Linked DNA regions of Homo sapiens: region 2 is linked to region 1. A link is a contact called in ENCODE Hi-C or POLR2A ChIA-PET data. All regions are on one chromosome and are shown on one strand. The core of a region is the stretch at or near the end of the contact, and the rest is flanking DNA. Distances in the headings are between cores, read along the strand shown. Region 1 overlaps RCL1 (RNA terminal phosphate cyclase like 1). Region 2 overlaps INCR1 (interferon stimulated noncoding RNA 1).

Evidence for each region. Hi-C counts contacts between places; a loop is a spot of excess contacts on that map. ChIA-PET counts read pairs that join two places held with the same protein, here RNA polymerase II (POLR2A). Pooled maps may share reads with other maps.
Region 2: a loop to region 1 is called in a pooled map, with 3 times the contacts of the local background. The contact joins two enhancer-like sites. A Hi-C loop is called at or near these places in 2 of 50 pooled maps. POLR2A ChIA-PET finds 5 or more read pairs at or near these places in 2 of 52 experiments (AG04449 and activated T-cell).

The regions. Positions count from the first base shown.
Region 1 is chr9:4,812,905-4,816,529 of GRCh38, forward strand. All of the region lies in intron 1 of RCL1 (RNA terminal phosphate cyclase like 1), which reads left to right. Among named protein-coding and RNA genes, the nearest start is that of RCL1, 22 kb to the left of the region's middle. RefSeq lists an enhancer at 2,677-2,826. Within about 2 kb of position 2,272, at least 3 of the 41 ENCODE cell types and tissues checked have a DNase peak (open chromatin) inside an H3K27ac peak, as active enhancers do.
Region 2 is chr9:5,492,119-5,496,006 of GRCh38, forward strand. All of the region lies in intron 2 of INCR1 (interferon stimulated noncoding RNA 1), which reads right to left. Among named protein-coding and RNA genes, the nearest start is that of PDCD1LG2, 16 kb to the right of the region's middle. RefSeq lists enhancers at 1,343-1,432, 1,643-1,892, 1,923-1,982. Within about 2 kb of position 2,218, at least 12 of the 41 ENCODE cell types and tissues checked have a DNase peak (open chromatin) inside an H3K27ac peak, as active enhancers do.

The DNA of each region.
Region 1 (3,625 bases), core at 1,022-3,521:
TTTGTGTATTGATTTTATATCTTAGAACTACTGAATTTGTTTATCAGTTCTAGGAGTTCATGGCAGTACTTTAAGAGTTTTCTATATATAAGATCATGTTGTCTGCAAACGGGAACAGCTTAACTTCCTCCTTCCCGATTTGGATGCCCTTTATTTCTGTGTCTTGCCTAATTGCTTTGGCTAGGATAGGACTTCCAGTACTATGTTCAGTAGGAGTGGTGATAGTAGGCATCCTTGAGTTGTTCCAGATCTTAGAGGAAAAGCTTTAAAATTTCCCCCATTTGATCTAATTAAACTAAAGAGCTTCTGCACAGCAAAAGAAACTACCATCAGAGTGAACAGGCAACCTACAGAATGGGAGAAAATTTTTGCAATCTACCCATCTGACAAAGGGCTAATATCCAGAATCTACAAAGAACTTAAACAAATTTACAAGAAAAAAATCAAACAACCCCATCAAAAAGTGGGCAAAGGATATGAACAGACACTTCTCAAAAGAAGATATTTATGCAGCCAACAGACACATGAAAAAATGTTCATCATCACTGGCCATCAGAGAAATGCAAATCAAAACCACAGTGAGATACCATCTCACACCAGTTAGAATGGCGATCCTTAAAAAGTCAGGAAACAACAGGTGCTGAAGAGGATGTGAAGAAATAGGAACACTTTTACACTGTTGGTGGGAGTGTAAACTAGTTCAGCCATTGTGGAAGACAGTGTGGCGATTCCTCAAGGATCTAGAACTAGAAATACCATTTGACCCAGCCATCCCATTACTGGGTATATACCCAAAGGATTATAAATCATGCTGCTACAAAGACACACGCACACGTATGTTTATTGCGGCACTATTCACAATAGGAAAGACTTGGAACCAACCCAAATGTCCATCAGTGATAGACCGGATTAAGAAAATGTGGCACATATACACCATGGAATACTGTGCAGCCATAAAAAATGATGAGTTCAGGTCCTTTGTAGGGACATGGATAAAACTGGAAACCATCATTCTGAGCAAACTGTCGCAAGGACAGAAAACCAAACACTGCATGTTCTCACTCATAGGTGGGAATTGAACAATGAGAACACTTGGACACAGAGTGGGGAACTTCACACACCGGGGCCTGTCATGGGGTGGGGGGAATGACGAGTTAATGGGTGCAGCACACCAGCATGGCACACTTATACATATATAACCAGCACGTTGTGCACATGTACCCTAGAACTTAAAGTATAATTTAAAAAAATACAATAAAATAAAATTTCCCCCATTCAGTATGTTAGCTGTGAGTTTGTCATATACAGCCTTTATTGTGTTGAGGTGTGTTCTTTCTATACCTAACGTAAGAGTTTTTATCATGAGGGGGTTTTGAAATTTAAAAAAATTTTTTTTAGAGATAGGGTCTGACTTTGTTGCCCACGCTGAAGTGCAGTGATACAAGCATAGTTTACTGCAACCTTGAACTCCTGGGCTCAAGCAATCTTTCCGGCCTGGTCTCCCTACAGGTGTTTGCCACCATGCCCGGCTTTTGTATTTTTTGTAGAGATGGCGGTCTCGCTTTGTTGCCCAGGCTGGTCGCCAACTCCTGGGCATGATCATCCTCCTGCCTTGGCTTCCCAAAGTGTTGGGATTCTAGGCATGAGCCACAGTACTTAGCCTCCTGTCCTTATAAAAATTGTTTTCTGGTTGATTCGTGTCTCCTTTTTTTCTTCCCGTCTTATTGTTTGTCATTGCAGTTTGATGGTTTTCTATAGTGATAAGGTTTGATTTTTTTCTCTTTGTCCTTTGTGTATTTGTTCTACCAGTGAGTTTTATACTTTCATGTTTTTTCATGGTAGTGATTATCATTTTTTCATTTCTAGATGTAGGACCTTCTTGAGCATTTCTTGTAAGGCCTGGCTAATAGTAATGAATTTCCTCAGTTTTTGCTTGTCTGGGAAAGACTTCATTTCTGAAGGATAGCTTTTTTGGGTATAGTGTTTTTGGTTGACGTTTTTTTTTTCTTTCAGCATTTTGAATATATCATCTTATTCTCTCATGGTCTATAAGGTTTCTCTGGAGAAATCTGTTTTTAGTGTAATGGGGATTTCCTTGTATTAACTTGATGCCTTTTTCTCTTGCTGTTTTTAGAATTCTCTTTTTATCTTTCACTTTTGACAGTTTAACTATTAATATGCCTTGGGAAGACCCTTTTGGGTTGAATCTATTTTGGAACCTTTGAGCTTCCTAGATCTGTATGTTCATACCTCTTATCAGCCTTGGGAGCTTTTCACCTATTTCATTTGGCAGGCTTTCTGTGCTTCCTTTTTTCTCCTCCTGGAACTTTCATAACATGAACATTTGTTTGCTTAATGATTTCCTGTAAGTCTTGTAGGTGTTCTCATTTCATTTTCATTCTCATTTCTTATTTCTTTGAGTAGGTAATTTTGAAAGACTTATCTTCAAGTTCAGAGATTTGTGTCTTATGCTTGATCATGTCTGCTATTTTAGTTCTATTATATTTATTTCATTCATTGAAGTCTTAAGCTGCAGTATTTTTCTTTTCTTTTTTTTTTTTGCAACTGCAAATTTTAAAATTTATCCAGGAAGCATCAGATCTGGCCCAGTGGGGTGGGGTAGGGGTAGGTGGAGTGGCTCCATCTTCATTTGGCACCATGCTGAAAGGTACAGTAGCCGCTTAAAGCTCGGCTTGAGGATGTTGGGCCACTGGTCTAGGGTGTATCCTCACGGGAAAAGGGGAGTTTTTGCTGCTTGCTCCTGGAGCAAGACACACTCCAGCCATAGTTCTAATTCCAGGATAGTGTAGCGCAGGCCACAGGGAGCTGGGCACGGTGTTGACTCCTTCTCTGTGGGGAGCACAGCTACGTATGTATACTCCAGGCAGCTTAGGCCTATGAGGACTGCAGGGTTCCTCAGTGGTGAGGTCTGTAAGTGTCTAAGGTATTGATAGGGATCGCTAGGATCCTCTTCCTTACCTCCTTGCAGCAGGGAGAAGTCCTTTTGGTTCCCAGCTGATCCTGATTGGGGATTGGGGTGATAGAAGCTTGGCATTTCCTTCTGCTCTCTCTGTGGTCATCTCGAGTTTCTTTTATAAACTCTTCTGATGCACTCTGGCACCCTTCCTCAGTTATTTGTGTTAAAGTCTAGTTGTTTAATTGTTGTTTTGGCCGTCTTTGTGAAGGATTTCTAGCTGGCCATCTTGATCTGAGCACCTTTTCTTTGATGTATTGGTCAGTTGGATATCCTCTTTTATGAAGTCTCCATTCAGATATTTTGCTCATTTTTCTGTCTTTTTCTTATTTAATTGTTGATTCATTGGTATATTCTGGATATGTTAAAGGATTGCACATATGTTATTCCACTCTGACTTGTCTTTTGACACTTTCAGTGTAGTCTTTTGATAAACAATACTTCATAGTTTTAATATCCAATTTATAAATCTTGCCTATCCTTTTACCATGAAGATACATTCTCTGTGAACTTTAAAGTCTTCTGTTTTAAAATATAAACTCTGTGTTACATTTAGCAAACTCATTTGCCATTCTTTTTAAAATAGAATTTGACTGAGAAATAGATACCAAATTTTATCAGGTGGTTTTTCTGGAATAATTAAGCCAGTTA
Region 2 (3,888 bases), core at 968-3,467, 680 kb after region 1:
GCCACCACCATCATCACCAGCATCCCACTTCCGGCTGAGAGACGCAGGCCCCGGTGTCTCCCAGTGTGCAAGTTGTCAGAGCAGGCTGGAAGAGAATTGGGCATTCTCTGTCTCTGCTGTAGAATGACCACCCTGAAGGATAATTCTGCTCACTTGTTATTCTCCTCACTGGACAGGAGACCCTGGAAGCAGAGACAATATCTGATGCACCTCTGCATTCCCACTACCTGGAACATAAAGTCGTTCAATAAATAAACATCCTCTGTTGAATGAATAACTGGAAAGTACAGCCATGTGGCCTTATGATTCCAGAGTAACAAGTAGGAAAAGCAACACTTGCATATTAATTTCTTTATTTTTTGTTTCTGTTTTCTACCTTATCTGGCACAGAGTTCAGAGTAGGTACAGTCATTAAAGAAGTCACTGATTTTTAACATGCCACTTAAGCAAAAGGAGCAAGAAGGCCCTATTTATGTTGATCAACTAATTCAAGAAATTCTGGGCTTTTGTTTTTTCTTTTCTTTTTTCTTTTTCTTTTTCTTTTTTTTTTTTTTTTTTTTTGAGACAGGGTTTCACTCCTGTTGCCCAGGCTGGAGTGCAATGGTGCGATCTTGGCTCACTGCAGCCTACCAGGCTCAAGAAATTCTCCTGCCTCAGCCTGCCGAGTAGCTGGGGCTACAGGCACATGCCACTGCACCCAGCTAATTTTTGTATTTTTTGTAGAGATAGGGTTTCACCATGCTGCCCAGGCTGGTCTTGAATTCCTGAGCTCAAATGATCTACCCACCTTGGCCATCCAAAGTGCTGGGATTACAGGTGTGAGCCACCACACCCAGCCAAATTCTAGGCTTTCTATGTAAATTATAAAATGTAATTTACAAAACTCTGTTCAGACATTTTATCACCAAGGCAGAGAGTGGTCAAATCACAGAGCTAGTAAGGAGTAGAACCAAATCCAGCTTCTCTGCCCTTGGTGTCAACTGCTTTTTCTACTTTCCACATAGCTCCACCCCTCCAGCCAGTCACAATGGTTTCTAAAAGTGGACCTGCCTTTGCAGTTATTCATTCAACAGAGGATGTTTATTTATTGAGCAACTTTATGTTTCAGGTAGTGGGAATGCAGAGGTGCACCAGATATTGTCTCTGCTTCCAGGGTCTCCTGTCCAGTGAGGAGAACAACAAGTGAGCAGAATTATCCCTCAAGGTGGTCTTTCTAAGCAGAGACCTGCCTTAATTCTGTTGCCTTAGGTGAGATCAACTTACTTCTGCATGCTTCCATTTCTCCTCCCCCTTGGTAGATTGAGAATCATGGTATCAGCTCTTCTTAGTGAAAGAAAATCTAAGAAACATAGACAGGTGTCCACATCTTGAAGTAGCTGAAGTTTGTCTTTGGGTTCTCAGCTTCCTTTTCTCCCTCTTGCTTACTTCCCTTCAAGGATTGCTGCCATCAGTGTCATCAAACCCAGGGATTCCCTAATGCTAATCCACCAATTAGAGCACGGCTGGTTACTACAGAACCACTGATGAGTTTCAAAAAATGCAGACTTCTGGACCCCACCCTTGGAGATTTTGAATCAGGAGGTCTTAGGTAGTGCCCAGGCACCTCTATGTTTCAGGTTCCCCAGGGGATTCTAACCTGCAGCCATATTGGGGAACCACTGACCTAACACGAAAACATGAGTCAGCTGTCTCAACTGTATTGAAAGTGATGAATCATCATTTCACTTTAAAAAGAAAAAAATATGAGCTGAAACCAAAGTCATTGTGAGAACCTTTCATTTCCTTTACCTGAGTTTGAATTCAGGTTTCCTTTACTTGAGTTTGAGTTTAGAAGTCTTCTATACTTGGTCCAAGCATTTTTACGGAGATTCCCAAGGTCTTAAGGCAAACAGACTTAAGACCTGTCCTCAGTTTAGTCCTGGGAACATGCTGTAACCCTGATCAGCCCTGGCTAGGGGGACCCTGGGAAACTGGCTGGCTCTGGAGATCCTTCAGGCCAGAGTTGCTGGGAACCACACCGGGTTCATCTTACACCATGCCTAGGTGCTGGGGTCCAATAGTCTTGTCTCCTCTGGCTTCCCAGAGCCAGAACTAGGAAGACGAGAAGGCTTTGGGATATGGCTGGCTTCCAGAGACTGAATCAGCAACTCATATTCTCAAGACCGAGGTGGGTAGGCCTGACACAGAAGGGTCAGGAGGCTGCTAGAATCTATGACAGGGCAGGAACAGCGCTGAGGCAGCAGAAACTGAGAAAGCAGAAGTCACCAGAAAGAGAAAAGAAGTTCAAAGTAGAGGGAAAGACTGAGGAAATAAGCAGGGTGAGTCGAACAGATGAGATGTGCAGAGAGAAGCAGATATGAGCTGAGGGAGAGAGACTCAATGAACCACGAGAGGTGGGCAAAGAAAGCAGCCAGTCCTGAGGTTACCTTGTTTCTGACAGTTTGGGTCCTGCCCATCCTTTCTTTTTTTTTTTTTTTTTTAAGTGATTGATTGTTGGTTGTTTTTTTTTATTATTATTATACTTTAAGCTCTAGGGTACATGTGCACAACGTGCAGGTTTGTTACATATGTATACATGTGCCATATTGGTGTGCTGCACCCATTAACTCATCATTAAACATTAGGTATATCTCCTCATGCTATCCCTCCCCCCTGTCCCCACCCCACAACAGGCCCCAGTGTGTGATGTTCCCCTTCATGTGTCCATGTGTTCTCATTGTTCAGTTCCCACCTATGAGCGAGAACATGCAGTGTTTGGTTTTTTGTCCTTGCAATAGTTTGCTGAGAATTATGGTTTCCAGCTTCATCCATGTCCCTACAAAGGACATGCACTCATCCTTTTTTATGGCTGCATAGTAGTCCATGGTGTATATGTGCCACATTTTCTTAATCTAGTCTATCATTGTTGGACATTTGGGTTGGTTCCAAGTCTTTGCTATTGTAAATAGTGCCATGATAAACGTACGTGTGCATGTGTCTTTATAGTAGCAAGATTTATAATCCTTTGGGTATATACCCAGTAATGGGATGGCTGGGTCAAATGGTATTTCTAGTTCTAGATCCTTAAGGAATAACCACACTGCCTTCCACAATGCTTGAACTAGTTTACAGTCCCAACAAAAGTGTAAAAGTGTTCCTATTTCTCCACATCCTCTCCAGCACCTGTTGTTTCCTGACTTTTTAATGATCGCCATTCTAACTGGTGTGAGATGATATCTCATTATGGTTTTGATTTGAATTTCTCTGATGGCCAGTGATGATGAGCATTTTTTCATGTGTCTTTTGGCTGCATAAATGTCTTCTTTTAAGAAGTGTCTGTTCATATCCTTCACCCACTTTTTGATGGGGTTGTTTTTTTCTTGTAAATTTGTTTGAGTTCATTGTAGATTCTGGATATTAGCCATTTGTCAGATGGGTAGATTGCAAAAATGTTCTCCCATTCTGTAGCTTGCCTGTTCACTCTGATGGTAGTTTCTTTTGCTGTGCAGAAGCTCTTTAGTTTTATTAGATCCCATTTGTCAATTTTGGCTTCTGTTGCCATTGCGTTTGGTGTTTTAGACATGAAGTCCTTGCCCATGCCTATGTCCTGAATGGTATTGCCTAGGTTTTCTTCTAGGGTTTTTATGGTTTTAGGTCTAACATTTAAGTCTTTCATCCATCTTGAATTAATTTTTGTAAAAGGTGTAAGGAAGGGATCCAGTTTCAGCCTTCTACATATGGCTAGCCAGTTTTCCCAGCACCATTTATTAAATAGGGAATCCTTTCCCCATTTCTTGTTCTTGTCAGGTTTGTCAAAGATCAGATAGTTGTAGATAGGCTGCATTATTTCTGAGGGCTGCCCATCCTTATATCACCAATTCAATTGAGGAGACTCGACCAAATGTTTTA